Linked DNA regions of Homo sapiens: regions 1, 3 and 4 are each linked to region 2. The links are chromatin contacts, found by Hi-C or POLR2A ChIA-PET in ENCODE. All regions are on one chromosome and are shown on one strand. Each heading gives the region's core, a stretch centred on a gene start or an enhancer-like site at or near the end of the contact. The rest is flanking DNA. Distances are from core to core; before and after follow the strand shown.

Evidence for each region. Hi-C counts contacts between places; a loop is a spot of excess contacts on that map. ChIA-PET counts read pairs that join two places held with the same protein, here RNA polymerase II (POLR2A). Pooled maps may share reads with other maps.
Region 1: a loop to region 2 is called in a map of Right ventricle myocardium inferior, with 3 times the contacts of the local background. The contact joins the promoter of DEPP1 here to the promoter of NCOA4 in region 2. A Hi-C loop is called at or near these places in 2 of 168 maps with a recorded cell type or tissue (CD14-positive monocyte and Right ventricle myocardium inferior), 3 of 37 single-sample maps with no recorded cell type and 7 of 50 pooled maps. POLR2A ChIA-PET finds 5 or more read pairs at or near these places in 1 of 52 experiments (HepG2).
Region 3: a loop to region 2 is called in a map of CD8-positive, alpha-beta T cell, with 29 times the contacts of the local background. The contact joins the promoter of ZNF488 here to the promoter of NCOA4 in region 2. A Hi-C loop is called at or near these places in 1 of 168 maps with a recorded cell type or tissue (CD8-positive, alpha-beta T cell) and 9 of 50 pooled maps.
Region 4: a loop to region 2 is called in a map of ascending aorta, with 3 times the contacts of the local background. The contact joins the enhancer-like site here to the promoter of NCOA4 in region 2. A Hi-C loop is called at or near these places in 1 of 168 maps with a recorded cell type or tissue (ascending aorta) and 2 of 50 pooled maps.

Annotation. Positions count from the first base shown.
Region 1 is chr10:44,975,967-44,980,143 of GRCh38, forward strand. It overlaps DEPP1 (DEPP autophagy regulator 1), which reads right to left and starts at 2,843. Exons shown (of 2, transcript NM_007021.4): 1 at 2,652-2,843; 2 at 162-2,089. The coding sequence starts at 2,064. The coding sequence ends at 1,426. All of the region lies in intron 3 of RASSF4 (Ras association domain family member 4), which reads left to right. RefSeq lists enhancers at 1-223, 2,815-3,109, 3,739-4,177.
Region 2 is chr10:46,029,355-46,033,348 of GRCh38, forward strand. NCOA4 (nuclear receptor coactivator 4) reads right to left here and starts at 1,269. Exons shown (of 10, transcript NM_001145263.2): 1 at 1,172-1,269. It overlaps LOC105378287 (a long non-coding RNA gene), which reads left to right and starts at 1,421. Exons shown (of 3, transcript XR_945923.4): 1 at 1,421-1,513; 2 at 3,235-3,430. MSMB (microseminoprotein beta) reads right to left here. Exons shown (of 4, transcript NM_002443.4): 4 at 3,959-3,994. RefSeq lists a silencer at 795-884 and an enhancer at 1,245-1,314.
Region 3 is chr10:47,381,888-47,385,989 of GRCh38, forward strand. ZNF488 (zinc finger protein 488) reads right to left here and starts at 2,406. Exons shown (of 2, transcript NM_153034.4): 1 at 2,333-2,406. RefSeq lists an enhancer at 2,313-2,812 and a silencer at 2,375-2,854.
Region 4 is chr10:47,163,965-47,168,290 of GRCh38, forward strand. No RefSeq gene overlaps it. Among named protein-coding and RNA genes, the nearest start is that of GDF10, 130 kb to the right of the region's middle. Within about 2 kb of position 1,572, at least 30 of the 41 ENCODE cell types and tissues checked have a DNase peak (open chromatin) inside an H3K27ac peak, as active enhancers do; they include ascending aorta, where a contact is called at or near this core.

The sequences.
Region 1 (4,177 bases), core at 1,593-4,092, 1.1 Mb before region 2:
GCAAGCCCGGACCTCAACCCCTCTGCCTTGGTGGGTGGGCCCTCTGGATCTCTCCCGAGGATGATGATTGGCTAAAGGCTGCCCCGGCTAAAGGCTGCCCCACACGTTTGCCCAAAGTCAGGGACCTGCAGGTTTGAGACCACCACAGAGACACAGTGGGCTGTGACAGATACAAACATTTGTCTACAGTGCTCATAAATGCAGCTCCAAGTTCACATGCGCAGATTCCCAGCCCTTGCAGGGTGTGAAGAACATTGCTGATGTCCCCATTTTATAGATAAGGAAACTGGGTAATTGCTTGTCTGAAACTTTTTCCTTTTAATATGGTTTACATTCTATCTCCAGAGAAAACACACTTAACAGAAGACAGAAAACATTTAACAAATCCAAAGCAATTAAAAATAGCCACAAAAAAAGAGAATAACCTAGACTGACAGCTCACAGAGCAAGGAGGTGGCAGAGACCTGCCCAGGTGAGCTTGGCTGTTGCCCCCAGCTCAATCTTCCTCCTCTCCTCTCTCTGTCCCTTCACCTCTGATCAGTCCCAGCCTGATTCCCGTTCCCTGATGCCTCACCTTCTTGCTGCCAGATGCCTCTAGGAACTAGGGTCCTTCAGACTCCAGATGCCCTGACCTGGGCCTTAGGACATCTTGACTTCCCCAGTGGACAGCTGGACAGTGCCCTGCTCTCACCCACAGCTGGGACCCTGACCATGCCATGAGGCCCCTGTGTGGAAGTGGTGTAGGGGTGGGGATGGTAGCACTGAGTGGTACAGATTCTATCTTGGCCCTCATCATGGGGGAACTCTCCCAATGCCACCACAGGACGTATGAGTTGTAGCCAGCAGAGTGCCCCAGTGGTGCCAGGTGACAGTCCCCCGGAATACATTAGTGCATTTGCTAAGACTCCATGTGTTCTCTTGGGCCTCACAGAACATGGGCTTTGAGGGTGGGAGCCAAGAGGCAGACTTGGGAGTGCCCGAGGCCTTGTTCTGAAACACCTGGGGGGCTGACACCCCCACTACCCTCACACCCCTACCACCAGTTTCCCCACCAGCGATGATGGTAGCTACTCAGCCAGTGGGCTCCTATATGCGGTTACACGTCAGAATGGCCTGGGAGGCAGGTGCCAGTAATTATCCCTATATTACCCATGAGAAACTGAGGAACACAGATGTTAAGTAAGTTGCTCAAGGTGATCAGCCAGCAAGGGTCAGAGCGAACGGGATTGGTAACATCTCCTCATGTGAAACAGGCTGTTATCATATTCAGAGGGGGTCGGTCTCACTGTGAACTGCCCAAGCAGGGGCCTCTGCAGAAAAGCATTTCCCTTTCAGAGACCTGCCAGGGGCAGTGACCACCATGGAGGAGACGAGAGGAGATGCAGACCCAGCATGCTCTCTACAGAAGCCTTTACTGGGGAGGGGTCAGAGTTCATGGATCACCGGGAGGTGCGAGTAGAGTGTTCTGAGGACACTGCTGGGGCGGGGGCGGTGGCGGGAGGCCATGGCTTGGGCAGACTGCCCAAAAGTCCAGCTTCTTAGGTCAGAGCTCTGCTGCCCATCCTGCGGTGGTCTTGCCAGGGAATGCCCAGGCATCCTGGCTTCACAGAGCCTCCCTCTGGGGGCCCCCATGGGCTTGCTGCTGTCCATCTGTCTATGTGGACCCCAGAGGCCAGCAGAGGGGCCAGTCCTCCTTGGCAGGTCCCTCTGGCTTGGCTGCTTTTCCTGGGACTCCCCAAAAAGCCAGTCCAGGGGGTCCACAGTATCAGCCATGGGCAGTGTGGGCTGCTGGCCACTGAAACGTGCGGTGATGTCTCGCAGGGACACAGCAGGGCGGCCCTTCCGGCAGGCCTGGGCTGGCCTGTGGGGTGGCCTGGGTTGGCCCTGGGCCGTGGCCTTGTCCAGCACAGAGGTGGGCTGTGCCAGTCGAGATATAGACCTCACGTAGTCATCCAGGCTAGGAGAGGGTGGGGGCTCCTGTCCAGGACCCCCAAGCAGCATCTCCTCCGTGGTCTCCCGAATTGTGGGCAGATGGGCCACGGAGAGCAGAAGCCGGGACCTCATCACTCTGGCGAGAGGAGGTGGCAACCTGTTGGGAAACAGAAGCCTGGTGGTGAGGGCCTGCCATGCGTCCCACCGCCCCTCAGCGTCACCACACTCCTCTGGGGCTGCCTGTAGGAATCCGGTGCCCTGAGAGCAATTTGAAGTCTACAGAGCCCAGACCAGAGCTCCGACTGCTGGGATCTTTTCTTCCTGTTCAGGTTAAAAACCCCAAAGGCTTAAGATTTTATCATTATCGTTTCAGAATGTGCACAGATAAGAGAACCTAACCTAACAAACACTGGTCAGAGGAAGGCTGGGTTTAAAACCAGGATCGGCCACGCACTGACCATGGGACCTTTGGCAAGGCCACCTCTCCAGGCCTCCACTTACCCATCCATAAAACAGGGTTATAAATACCCCTGGCCGGGATGTTGTAGGAAATGCATGAAATAACCCCTGAATCCCTTTATAAATGCAAAGCCCTCTACAGACAGCCCTGGTCTCTAACCCATAGGGAGGCTGTGCAAGTTCAGGCTGGGAATTGCCCTCAAAAATAAACAAAGCCCTTGTGTTTTGTCTCAAACCCAAGGGCAGCTGCTCTCTCTTACCTGGAGCTGAGGAGGTCTGGGGGTGGCAGGAGAATGGATGAGCAGGGACAGTCCAGTCCAAAGGAAGCCCCTGGGAAGCTTGGGGGCCGAAGGGTGGAGGGTCCGGCAGGGGGTCCAGCGTGGGGTCGCTGGGAGGAGGACAGTGCACTGAGTCTCACAGTCCACCGTAGCAGGCTCTTCCCTGAGCAGTGTGAAGAACCTTCGCAGGCAAGCTGCTTTTATACCTTCCCAGCAGCTATCAATCACTGTCACGAGGGCCAAAAATAGCCTGCTCGGAAGGCTGTCTTAGGAAAACAGCTTGGTGGGCGGGGCCTGGCCCAGCTGCCAGCTTGGAGGTGTTTTTCTGCCTGTAGGAGGCTGGGGAATGTTTACGCTGCAGGGCAGGAAAGGGGTGGGTTCACTGCTGGTCAAGTAGGGGCACTGGGAGAGGGAGGGGTTCCACTGGGCCCTCACAGGTAGCCCCAGGGCCACCCCTGCCCCAAAGCTTGTTTCCCACTCTGTGTTACACCACCCCATCATGACTCCTGTGAAGTTGGGCCAGGTCCTTGGCAACTTTGATGAAAAATCAGCAGCACAGGACCCCAGTCTGGAGGCAGCTGAGGCTGGGTCCCTAGGCCTGCTCCTAGGAGAGACACACCCTGCTCGCAAGGGACCAAGGGCGGTCTGCGGGGTCTGACCCTGGTCTTCTTACACCCCAGATGGGGTGCTTTCGGAGGATTTGTTTGTTTACTTGTTCACCAGATATGAGGTGCTAGTGTGTGCTGTGAATGCACTAAGCACAGCAAACGTAGCAGCGGACAAAGGTGTGGCCCCCTGGAGCTCATATTCTAGTAAGGGAGGAGATCAAGCCAGAGATGAATGGGTGCTGTGATTCAGGCAACAGCAAGAACTGCCTGAAGGAAAGCAGCGCAGTGGCATGCTGTGGTGGGCTGCCGCCACAGGTACAGTGGTCAGGGGTGTCTTCCCTAAGAGCAGATATTGGAGCAGAAACCTGAAAAAAATGGGAAAATGCACATTCCAGGTGGCAGGGGCAGCACGTGCAAAGCCCCTGTGGTGAGGGCGCGCCGGACAGACATGCTCAGGGCACAGCAAGGGGCCTGCAGACTGGCCCATGTAGGAGGGGGTCAGTGGACCTTGGGGTGGATGCTGTGTTTCCCTCTAGGAGGGAGGGAAAGACTGCAGGGTTTGAACAAGGGCACTGCAGTCTGGCTTCTGCTTCAAAGGATCGCTGCAGCTGCTGGGACTGGGCTGGGGCTGGGGCTGGGGGGCTGCCAAGGAGCACCTGGGCAACATTAGAAAGCCACTGCATCTGTCCAGGAGTGACCATGCCAGCAAAGGAGGCTGCCAAGGATGAGAGAGGCAGCCCCTGGGAAGCTCCTGCACTCCCCAGACAGGCCACAGATCCTCTGCCCCAGCCACAGCCCCACCTGGAACACGCCTGCCTGTGCTGCAGGTGGGGGAGAAAGAGGAGTCTTGAGAGTTAGCCCAAGCCTGAGCTCTGAGTACTGGGCAGACCCCAGACTCCC
Region 2 (3,994 bases), core at 19-2,518:
AGCTAGCAAATCTTCAAATGAGAAAACCAAGTAAATTGCCTAAGCCACTGCATCCTTAGGGTAAGTCTTTCTCAAACGGTCTCAAGTACTTTAAAGTTTGGAAATGTCACACTAGGATCTCGGTATAAAAATGGGCCAACTATGACTTCCTGTGCCATCCTCATTCCAATAAGTAACTCAAGAGTCTCTATAAACTTAGTTCCAAATTACCAAGTGCGTGGTGGAAAGCTAAGTCCATCCAAAAGGCAATTACTGTGGTGAACCCGACCCTGATTAGAAAGTGACACAAAAAGGCACAGTTAAAAGTAAAAAAGCTCTGCCTTTGGGGTCAGATAAATTCAGCACTCTGACTTCTGTCATTCTACTTCTGCCATTCTTGATGGCATCATTCCATGTTAAATCCCGTGCCACGTAAGATTATGATTATTGTTTTCCCCACAACAAGAATTTAGTTCCATGAGAATTAGGTGTCCATTTTTTTCATTGCTATCCTCAACATCCTGAACATACAGGCACCAAATAAATGATTGCTGGTGGAATGAACCAATGAATGAGCAAGCCTTACTCTTCTCAGCTGTAAAACAGAGATAATCAAGCTACTTTTCGGGATTATTGGGAGAATTAAATGTGACAGTATGTGTTTGGCACACAGAGGGCCAAAAAAACCCAATATCTTCTTTGCATTTCCACCTGACAAGCTAGAAATGGATTATGTTCTGTGCCCGTCCGGCAAAACAGACCTCGCCTCGCCCCACATCCAAGCAAGAGGCGAGAGAAACAGGAAACTTGGAGCTGTCACACCTAAAGAGAGGGGAAGGCCGGCGGGGAGCAGGAGGTGTCCGAGCCGGGTGTGAGGAGGGTCGGGGAGGAAAGGACAGGCCCACGGCCGGGCACGAGGAGGGTCGGGGAGGAAAAGACAAGCCCGGGCCCGGCGTGTGGCGGGAAGGCGAGAACGTAGGCCCGGGCCCGGCGTGTGGCCGGAAGGGGAGAAGACAGGCCCGGGCCCGGCGGGCAGGCAGGAAGAGGTGCCCGGGCCTGGCGTGTGGAGGGGAGGGAAGGGAAGGAGAAGGCAGACCGGTCCCGGTGTCGGTCGGGTCGGGAAGGGGCGGACAAGCCCGGGCCCAGCGGGCCAGCGGTCATCGAGCCTCCACCCGGCCCACAGCGTTCTTACCAGGTCCGAGTGCCTCTCCAGGCGATCCGAGGAGACCTTGGGTGGACTGAGACACGGCCCCACACTAACCTACGGCCCAAAGGCAGAGTTCTCGCGACAACACAATCTTCCTCCCACACCTCTCGCCATACGTCTGACAGTCTCGCGAGATCTCCGCTCGGGTCAGCCAGAAGCCCTTGACTGCCCTCTAGGAGGCGCAGAGCGCAGGCGCACACTCCCTCCCCGCCCTTGCAGTGTCCTTTAGTCCTTCGTGAATAAATCGAAATTAAATGAAGCAAATGCTTTTTTGAAGGCAAATTTGGTGCCAAGGACCATCCTAAGTGATTCAGATGGCCTCACAAGGTAGATATTATTTAGTTTGAACATTCAGATGCAAAAATGAATATCGTAAGACACAAAAGGCCATATGTTGTATGATTCCACCTTTGCCACATTTGTTTTTCTAAGGATTGAGTTAATAGGCCGGGAGCAGTGGCTCACGCCTGTAATCCCAGCACGTTGGGGGCCGAGGCGGGCGAATCACGAGGTCGGAAGATGGAGAGCATCCTGGCTAACACGGTGAAACTCCTTCTCTACTAAAAATACAAAAAAATTAGCCAGGCGTGGTGGCTCGCGCGTATAGCCTCAGCTATTCGGGAGGCTGAGGCAGAACTGCCTGAACCTGGGAGGCAGAGGTTGCAGTGAGCCGAGATCGCTCCACTGCACTCCAGCCCGGGCGACAGAGCAAGACTCCGTCTCAAAAAAAAAAAAAAAAAAAATTGAGTAAATAAATAAATGGCAGAACCCAGATTCTTTTTTTCTTTTCTTTTTTCTTTGAGACAGGGTCTGACTCTGTCGCTCAGGCGCAGTGGCGCAATCTCGGCTTGCTGTAACCTCTGCCTCCTGTGTTCAAGCGATTCTCCTGCCTCAACCTGCTGAGTAGCTGGGATTACAGACATGCGCCATGATGCCCGGTTTTTAAATTTTTTTGTAGAGACAGGGTCTTGCTGTGTTACCCAGACTGGTCTCAAAGTCCTGGGCACAAGCGATCCTCCCACCTGATCTAGGATTACAAGCATGAGCCACCACGTCCAGCCTACAGCCCAGATTATAACCCACATTATTTACTTGTGACTAGATGTTAAATAGCACTTCTTTCTGTCTCAGTTTTGACAGAGGTCCTCCATACTCAGTTGCCAACTGCTTCCCCACATTCCGCAGCAAAGGAGGTGATCATAGCAGGGTTTTATGGATCTCATCCAAGAGTGACTCTGCTACAAGGGGCAAGGCAACCTCATTAGAAAACAATAGGAGACATAGATTACGATGCAGAAGCTAAGATAACAGTCATAGGCTGTGAGTGGAAGGGGAGCTGTGGAGAGAGAAGCCCACAAAAGTCCCATGAGGAAGTCAGCCTAGAACATGACCTCAGGCAGAAGGAGCCCTTAACTCTCCTGTCCCCCATTCCCTCTCAATTCAGATGCAGCCCCTGGAATGAGACTTTGTGTAACTCAAAATGTAACTCAGACCACTTTTTTAAATTATCTGAAGGTGAACAAGAAAGCTAAGGGACCTGTCTAGATTGCTCAACTGGCCCACATAGCATGTTTAAACAGATAGGGGACAGGGGAAAATAAAGCTCTTTATCAGTTGCCCACTGATTGTTCAACAGATGACTGTTTGCTCATTTCTGATCTGTCACGTACACACAGCTGAGTCCAAGCCCCAGGAGAACAGGGTTCTCTCCTGAAATCTCTCTGGTTCACTGCTGTATCCCCAGGTCTAGAGCACTGCCTGGCCCAGGTGCTCAGTACAGACCTGTTGAGTGAACAGATGTTCTTTAACACAGAAACAGTTAAAAGAGAATCAATGTTGTCGTTGTCTTAAGCCACTAAGTTTTCGGTGGTCTGTGTGTAGCAAGAGGTAGCTGATGCTGGGGCCTTGCACCCAGGCCACTCTCCATCTGCAAGGCAGAGCCCCTGGCCTTTAATTCCCCTCGGGCTGCATGTGGTCTTGGGGGCACTTTCTTCAGGCTTGTTCTAAGCTGTTTTACAGGCTTGTTCTAAGCTGTTTCTTGTTCTAAGCTGCTTTGACCTCAAGCAAACACAGAGGAATGTGGGGGACACATCATAGAAGACACTTCCTGATGAAGAGGAAGGAGGGATAAACAGGAACACCGTAAAGAAAAGAAGGGATCTAATTCCAGCTTGAAGACACACATTTTTTTCATCGTTCACCAGACAGCAGGACACGGGCAGCAGAGTGCAGACATCAGAAACAGTAAGAGTGGCAGTGGTCCCCTGAGTAAGGGATGCACAATGACCTATTATAGAGTTTAGGAAAAATAGAACTTTTATTCATATGTATTTTGTTTTGTTTTGTTTTGTTTGGGTTTGGGTTTGTTTGTTTGTTTGCTTGTTTTTTGAGACGGAGTCTCACTCTGTCACCCAGGCTGGAGTGCACTGATGTGATCTTGGCTCACTGCAACCTCCGCCTCCCGGGTTCAAGTGATTCTCCTGCCTCAGCCTCCCGAGTAGCTGGGACTACAGGTGCCTGCCACCACGCTAATTTTGTATTTCAGTGGAGACGGGGTTTCACTATGTTGGCCAGGCTGTTCTCGATCCCCTGACCTCAAATGATCCGCCTGCCTTGGCCTCCCAAAGTGCTGGGATTATAGGCATGAGCCACTGTGCCCGGCCATTCATATGTAGTTTTGTCTCCCTTTTTAAATGTTTTGTATTCTTTATAATGTGTATTAAATCAATGCATACATAAATTATAAATTAAAAGGACACACATATTCAAGTGTTTGCTCAAAAATCTTTTTACTGATAGGCATGGCTA
Region 3 (4,102 bases), core at 1,156-3,655, 1.4 Mb after region 2:
AGGGAGCAGTGTTCTGCCAAACAATGCCAATAGGCAGTGGCTGGTGCTGTGTGGAGTGATATTTTAGACGTTATATTTGCCAGGGCTGCAGCAACATGGAAGTCACATAAAGGGACTGAATTAGCCCTGGTCACTCAGGCGCCAGGGCACTACTTGTGTTCCAAATCAACCCTGCCACTACCTGCCTGAGCTCAGACAAACACTCTGGGCCTCCATCTCTTCATAAGTAAAACAAGAATGGTGATCTTCACTTCAGGCACTCACGGACAGGACTCAACAGGGCTCTGTGCATGCCAGATAGCAAGAGCACAAGGAACAGCAGCTCTTTTCCTGATACAACTAGAGAATAAAGGTGGAGCCTGAGACAGTGGTCCCAATTCCACTGGCAGCCTTCAGGCAAAAAGTCCATGATTTTACCTCAGCTATTCCTTCCGACCTTCCCAGGTTCCAACAATAGCATCATCTAAGGATAAAAAGACAATGATGTTCTTATAGAGGCACAGACCACTAATGAGGAAAAATAAGTTTAAAAATATTTAAGTTTGTCTTTTTTTTTAAATAATTGGTGTGATTATATGTTTCAAACAAAAGTTGCCACCTCTTGGATGTCTGAAAAGAAATCTGCCAAGCAAAGCAGACACGATGATTCTAAATCATTTGCAAAGTCTTTTATCCCTCCCCCCAGAATCCGCATATGTTGGGGATCAGGGATTAGATATAAAGGCAATTTAACTTTTTAAACCAGAAAAAAGCCTCACAAATCACAGTTCCATGCACATACCTATGAATTTGTCCAAAATATCTAGCATATGCAAATTCTTTCACTGAACACACTGCAATGCACCTTCATCATACTTAATTTCTGTTTAATTCTGTGTGATTTATCTACGGCCAAATTTCCATTTCTGTATCAATCAAAAGTAAATTAGTTGAATTTTCATTAAAGGTCATAATAAACTACAATATCATGTTAACTTATTTCCAAGAAGTGAAAGCTTCAACCTTTATTGGTAATTAAGATCTTTACAAACAAACAAGGGCTCTTTTATAACTTAGTGCATATATATTATGTATTTGTGTGTGTTTGAACATATAAATATGTATGTGTCATAAAATATCATTAAAAACTAAATCACATATCTCTGATAAGATTACATTGTAACCAAGAAACAAAAAATTGCCTCGATATAGTTCTATTTTATCCCTCAAAAAGAATGAGACTTGATTTTCTAGAGTTCGTCCCTTATGCATCTACGACAATCTTTGATACTAACAGGAAATATTTTCCCCTTGGCCCTCCTATCTAATGTACATAAAATCATTACTTTCAAATGCCATAATTACTGCCATAAAATGTCTAATGTCTCCCTCAGGAGTAATTAATTTCATTTCTGTACATCAGTGGCATTGGCAACTACATATTTTAGAAATTTACTGTTAATTTCTTATTTCCAGGCTCCCTCAAATGTTTCAAAGCCCTGGCCTCCCACTGTCTTCCTACAACCCTGCTCTGAATCCTGTCCCCTCCCTCCCCTGCACCTGGCATTGCATAGCCTGCCCAGAAGGCAGGTGTGGGTGGGAACGCCCCCTAAATGCTTCTGCAAGGCTTAGCTTCCTGCTGTGCTGTCTGTGTCTATTAGTAAAGGCAAAATGTCAAGGAAAGGATTCAATCAACCCCTTGTCTCTAAAACCAGGTATGTTCTTTTAGCTCATTCTAAAAACTCATTATAATGTGATCATTTGGTATTGTTTTGTTTCCCAGGAAAGGCAGTGAACAGGATACATGTCCAGATCTTTGGATATAATCTGTTGGAGAAAGGATCTGGGGCTGATGCATGGTTCTTACCCTACTGCCCAGCGCAAGCCCGGGCTGAGAATAACAGCAACACAGGATAAACCCCGGGAGAGACAGTGGGAGGGAGGAAAACAACTGCAGCCTGAAAGTCACCCTAGGAGAAAAATTCATAGGCAGAATTCTTGAGTGCTGAAAAAACAGGGGGGAGAGGGAGAAGGTAGGGGAGAAGAATAAACAAAGAGAGGAAAAGAGAGAGGGAGAGAGACTGACACAGAAGAAAATGAAAACAGGAAGACAATAAAGAAGAGATAGAGGAGAAAAAGTGAGAGAAGAGAAAGGGAACAGAAACGGGGATGGGACTCGGAGACGACGTGGGAGAGAGAGGAAGCTGGCGACATTGGGAAGGAAAGGACCCCACAGTCAAAGGCAGGACTCAACAACCCTGTCCTGGGGAAAGGCTGATGTGGAAGTGAGATGGACCCCGCCGCCCGCGCCCGCTCGCGGCTCTGTCCCTGCAGACAGGAGGGTGCGCCTCACCTGGGCTCTCTGGAGATGTGGAGCAAGAGGTGCTGGTGCAGCACAGCCTCCTCCCGGCCAAGAGCACTGCGCGTGGCTCTGAACTTGGCGCCGGAGCCCTGAGGGCGGCCAGATCCCGCCCCCAAGCCGCTCCCGCCTTCGGGGCGTGGTCTCGGCGTCGCCCACCCCCAGGGAAGCTCCAGCCTTCGGGGCGGGGCTTGCGGGTGGGCGGCCCCGGCAGGGGAGGGTGCCGCTGGCCAAAGAACTCACAACCCCGGGAGAAAACCCCCTTCTGACCCTCTGGGCTGCCCGGCCCTTCCCCGGCTCAGCTCCGCGGAGATGCCCCCAGCTGGCTTGGTCAGGGCCGGGCGCCATCGCCTGCGGGAGGGCGAGGGCGTTCTTTGGAGGCGGTGCCTGCTCTCGCCTACGCCCTCTGGTCCTGGGCGCCCGACCTCTCGCTCCTGGGCCCGCGGGGCCTCGGCGATGCGGGCGAGGGCTGCGCGCGGTGCCTGCGGCTCCAGTCTGCGCCGAGGACCCCCACGGCCTCCTGGCCCTCCTTCCCCCAGCAGCCTGGCGGCCGCTCGATCGGCACCTCCCCCCGCCGGAATCGCCCAGCTCCCCCCGGGAGCGCCCGCCGCCTCTGCTCCCCAGACCTCAGCTGTGACCACGCAACGCTCTGCCAGGAAGGCGGACTCCGCGACTCGGGCCATGGTGGAAAATGACAGTTAAAGTGCGTTAAAATTAAGAACTTATACTTTGATTAAAAAACAACAAACGGAGTGAAAAAGCAAGCCACACACTGAAAGAAGATACTTGCAGCAATTGATAAAGGATTAGTATCCAGGATATATACTTTTAATGAATTAGTGTGAAAGAGAGGAACACCCAAAGCAACGAATGGACACAGACATGAATAGGCACTTCAAAGAGGAACCACTAACGACCAAAATCATGTGAAAGGACGAAGTCTCTAGAGTAATTAGAAAATGCAAATTAAGACCACAAGGAGATGTTTAATCATTAGGCATAAATGTTAAAATATAATAATACCAACTGTCATGGAAGGCATGAAGCAAGGGAACCCTAATATGCTGGGGCGAAGTACACCCAATTTCATTTATTATAAAAGACCACTAATTTAAGATATTCTATTATACTAAATACAGCTCCAAAAGAGGGGGAAAAAACTGACAACCAACCAACTCAAATGCTTTTCATCACTTGTAATTTTTAAGTTATATAAAGAAAGATCTATTTTAGACTGTATTAATCCATTCTCACACTGCTATAAAGAATTGCCTGAGACTGGGTAATTTATAAAGGAAAGAGGTTTAATTGACTCACAGTTCAGCATGGATGCAGAGGCCTCGGGAAACTTACAATCATGGTGGAAGTGGAAGCAAAACAGGTCCTTCTTCACAGGGTGGCTGGAAGGAGAAGAATGAGAGAAGTGCAGAGTGAAGGGGGTAAAAGCCCCTCACAAACCCATTAGATTGCCTGAGAACTCACTCACTATCATGAGAACAGCACAGGGCAACCACCGCCATGATTCAATCACCTCCCAGTAAGTCCCTCCCCCTACATATGGGCATTACAATAAGGACTATAATTCAAGATGAGATTTGGGTGGGGAAACAGAGGCAGGCCATATTATTCCACCCCTGGTCCTTCTCAAATCTCATGTCCTCATATTTCAAAACACAATCATGCCTTTCGAACAGTCTGCCAACGTCTTAACTAATTCCATCATTAACCCAAAAGTCCAAGTTCAAAGTCTCATCTGAGACAAGG
Region 4 (4,326 bases), core at 322-2,821, 1.1 Mb after region 2:
GTTTGATTTCTTTAATCACTATTTGTAATTTTCAGCATGCAAGTCCTATGCATATTTTGTTAGATTCACATCTAAGTATCTTATTTTTGAGCAATTATAAATGGTATTGTATTTGATATATTTGTTTAAAATAAAACTTTGTTGTTCCATAAATGAAAAACAGTTATCACTTCTCATAAAATAGGGAATAACTACAAAATCTATATAATTTAACAGAAAGAAAACACACTTTTTAAAAAAATGGTCTGTGTGCTTTATAAAATCAGCGCATGGACCACCAATCGTGTATGTGCCACACTTTGGAACGCAATCAAGCCTCCAGTGGTTCATGACTCACCACACCAATAAGACATTCCTAGAATATAGCTGTGGGTGCCTTACATAAAAACCCTCAGGGCTGGGAAACTCAACACCTCGGCAGCTCATTCTATAGTCAGACAGTTCTGATTGTTGAGAACTCCTTTCTTTGGTTGAGCTGAAACCTATAGTCCTGTGATTCCCGCTGGTTCCAAGTTCTGGGGTAGAGGGCCAGATGGTGCTGGTGCCTTCAATGTGCCTCCAACTATGACTTGGACAGTGTGCTCTCCTTGCCTGCAGGACGCCACTTTCAGGAACTGGGCAGTATTCGTAAGCCCTGGAGTCTTACTAACTGGCTTCAGATGTCTTGTCTACCGTCAGTGCCCCAGCAGCCCTTCAACTGGCTGGGAGGTGACCACGACATCAGCCTTCAGTTGTCCCTCTGTCCCACCATGCTGCCCAGATCTGGTAGACCTCAGGCATGTTTATTTTTGCAGCCCAGGTATCCTCTCAGGACATGATGGAGGAAATAAATCAGTTTGTTATTCATTCAACCCACCCTCAAGTGAGCAGGGGACTCTTCCAGAATCTGGGGACAGCTTGAGGCATAAAGTGCAGCCCCCACCCTGCAGCACTCAGAAACACGTGTTGGTGACAATCACGCACTCATGAATCACCAAGGCTAACATGAACTCTATGCAAAGAGCTGCAGGCAACCAGAAGAGGCAGCAGCCACGTTTCCCTGCAGTGCAGGGGACATCCAAGAGTGCTTGATCTTTACAAGGACCTAAAAGGTAGAGACATTTATTCCCATTCTATAGTTAGAAGACTGAGACTTATACATAGTTTTCCAAGATCTCAAAGTCAGTAAATGACAGAAACAGTTTTGGCTTTCAAAGTCCTAGCCCCTTTTTCTTATTAAGCAAATGGAAGGCTCTCAGTACTTGTTGAATGAATGAAAAGAGGTAGAAATGAATTCTACACTGTCTGCCAAGAAGTTTCCTCAGAGGCAAGAAAGAGCAATTGTGCTCATGCATCCTTCCGTGGGGCTCTGCAGTACTCCTTCCCGGCTTGCCCTGGGAACCCCAGAAGAACACCTGTACCCACAGCCTTGGAGGAGCCCCTCCCTCTGTGGGAGGCCTGGAGCCTCTTGGCATTACCGGGCTGGGCTGTTGATTTTGTTCAGTCACACTCACCCAGGGAATGACTTTGATAGACAGTTTTGTCTGAACCTGGTCCTCGGAGGCTGGGGGTTAGTAGGAAGTATGTAAGAAAGCCTGGGGCAGGGGGAAGAGCAGCCCCAGAGTTCACAGCACGACATCTGCTGCCCAGAGAGGTGAAGTACTTTGTGCAAGATACACGTCTATCATACAAGGAGCCAAGATTTGGACCTGAGGTTTTCCTGGGCCCTTCCCACATGCCCCCGGCCTCTGCAGAGATTCAGAGGAACGAATGGGAAGGAGCAGCCAACCCGACCGCAGCGTGATCACGAGAAGGAGGGCTCTGCTGTGCCCTGTGAGGCCACCCTAGGGCCCCTGGGGCAGAGAGCTCGCGTGTGTCTCTGACTTGCCTGATGGTCACTGCCAGGCTGCCTTGCCTGCCTTCAGAGCTCTAGACAGAGGCCCCTTTAAACTTCCTCCTCGGCCGGGCCAAGACGCTGCAACAGCTCAGCGCGGCTCCCAGCGAACCCCGAGTGAACCCTCGGGGCTTTATTTTCATTTCTTCTTGGCAGGACGTAACTTCCTGCTTCTAAGAAAAACATCTTTAAACAGAGCCACGAACGGTTCCAGGGTGTCCCGCACATCCCCCGCTAGACGGAACAATAGCGCAATGAGCTGCGTGGAGTGGATTGGAAGCACATGGAGCCTGTTTCCTTTCAAAATCCCCCAGGGGCTCAGCCTGGAGGAGCCAGGGTGTTTGATAAATCATGCTGGAACTTTTATCAGGTCCAGTGTGTGTGAGCAAAAGCCAGAAGGGGAGGGAGGGGGTCCCCTAGGGCCCCCAGAATCCGGGCCAACTGGAGGCCTAGACAAGAGGAGGGATCTGAGTCTTGAGCACCTACTGCATGCGCCTGAGGTGCTGACTCATCCAGGGCCAGCGGGAGAAGTGCCCCAGGACCTGCCCTGAGCCCTGTGGAGGCAGAGACACAGCTGTCATAGACCAGGCGCCACTGGGGAATGTGGTAACCAGGAGGAAGGGTCACTGGGTAAGGGGGCTTCACTGTTACCTGTGCACTCTCCTAGTACGTGCCTCTTCAGACCAAGCAGAGGGGAATTTGTGCAAGCCCAGGAGGAGCCTTCTGGATTCTTTTCCTTTCTTTTCCTGCAGTACCGGTATATCAGGGCCTGGCCTCAGCCCAAAGCGTCAGGGAGCTCAGAGCGAAGTCTGGCCTTGGGTCCTGGGGAAAACATGGAGGCATGGAGTAGGGCGGGAAGGGGCAGTGAGGAGCCGAGGAAGGAGGCTCTGGGAGTCTTAGGGGTCTTGGCAGCATGGAAGTGAGAGGTGAAGCCAGCTGGTCTTCTGGGTCGGGTGGGGACTTGGAGAACTTTTCTGTCTTGCTAAAGGATTATAAACACACCAATCAGTGCTCTGTGTCTAGCTTAAGTTTTGTAAATGCACCAATCGGCACTCTGTAAAAATGGACAAATCAGCACTCTGTAAAATGGACCAATCAGCACTCTGTAAAAATGGACCAATCAGCAGGATATGGGCGGGGCCAAATAAGGGAATAAAAGCTGGCCACCGGCCCAACTGCAGCAACCCTGTAGGGTCTGTTTCGAGTTTGTGGAAGCTGTGTTCTTTTGGTCTTCACAATAAATCTTGATTCTGCTTAGTGTTGGGAACTGTGCTATGTTTGTGAGCTGTAATACTGCCAAGGTGTGCAGCTTCACTCATGAAGCCACAGAGACCATGAACCCATCAAGACCACGATCCTACCGGGAGGAATGAATAACTCCAGACACGCCACCTTTAAGAGCTGTAACACTGGCCGGGTGTGGTGGCTCACGCCTGTAATCCCTGCATTTTGGGGGGGCTGAGGTGGGCGGATCACAAGTTCAGGAGATCCAGACCATCCTGGCCAACATGGTGAAATCGTGTCTCTGCTAAAAATAAGAAAAATTAGCCAGGAGTGGTGGCAGGCGCCTGTAGTCCCAGCTACTCGGAGGCTGAGGCAGTAGAATGGCATGAACCCGGGAGGTGGAGCTTGCAGTGAGCTGGGATTGCATCACTGCACTCCAGCCTGGGTGACAGAGCGAGGCTCTGTCTCAAAAAAAAAAAAAAAAAAAGCTGTAACACTCACGGCAACGGTCTGTGCCTTCACTCCTGAAGTAAGCAAGACCACGAACCCACCAGAAGGAAGAAACTCTGGACACATCTGAACATCTTAAGGAACAAATTCTGGACACCATCTTTAAGAACTATAACAGTCACTATGAGGGTCTGCCTGTTCATTCTTGAAGTCAGTGAGACTAAAATCAACTGGAAGGAACCAATTCTGGACACAGAAGCATTACTTTCTCTGAAGGAAGCCCATGCTTCTGCCCCTGGGCATCTGAGCCAGCTCAAAGCATGTTTGGCTTGGAGGAAACCTCACCAGGAAGGACAGCGCAGCTCTATTAAGCTGTGGTGGGGATGAACAACTGGCCTGTGAACTGTCATGCCTGGATTTTGGTCACATATAGTTAGTTACCAGGTTTGTAACTTAGCTTTAGTCTTATAAACAAACATTGTTTACAATATATAACATTCGTTGCATTATTAATTTCCTTGCAGTCTCTAGAAAGCAATATTGCTCCTAAGAATTTTACAGTGGTTCTTCTGTAACAGGAAAGGGTGCTGAGAGCAATGGACTTTGGGATCAGAGAGCAATGGTTTCAGTGGCACCTTCTTGACTTATTTTCAGTCTCAGTTTTCTTACCTGTGAAGTAGAAACAAGGACACCTACCTTAAGGATTTGGTGTGAGGGTTAGTTATTTATGGGTCCTTATTACAATAAGGTGAAGGTGACTTATAGATACATAAAATAGA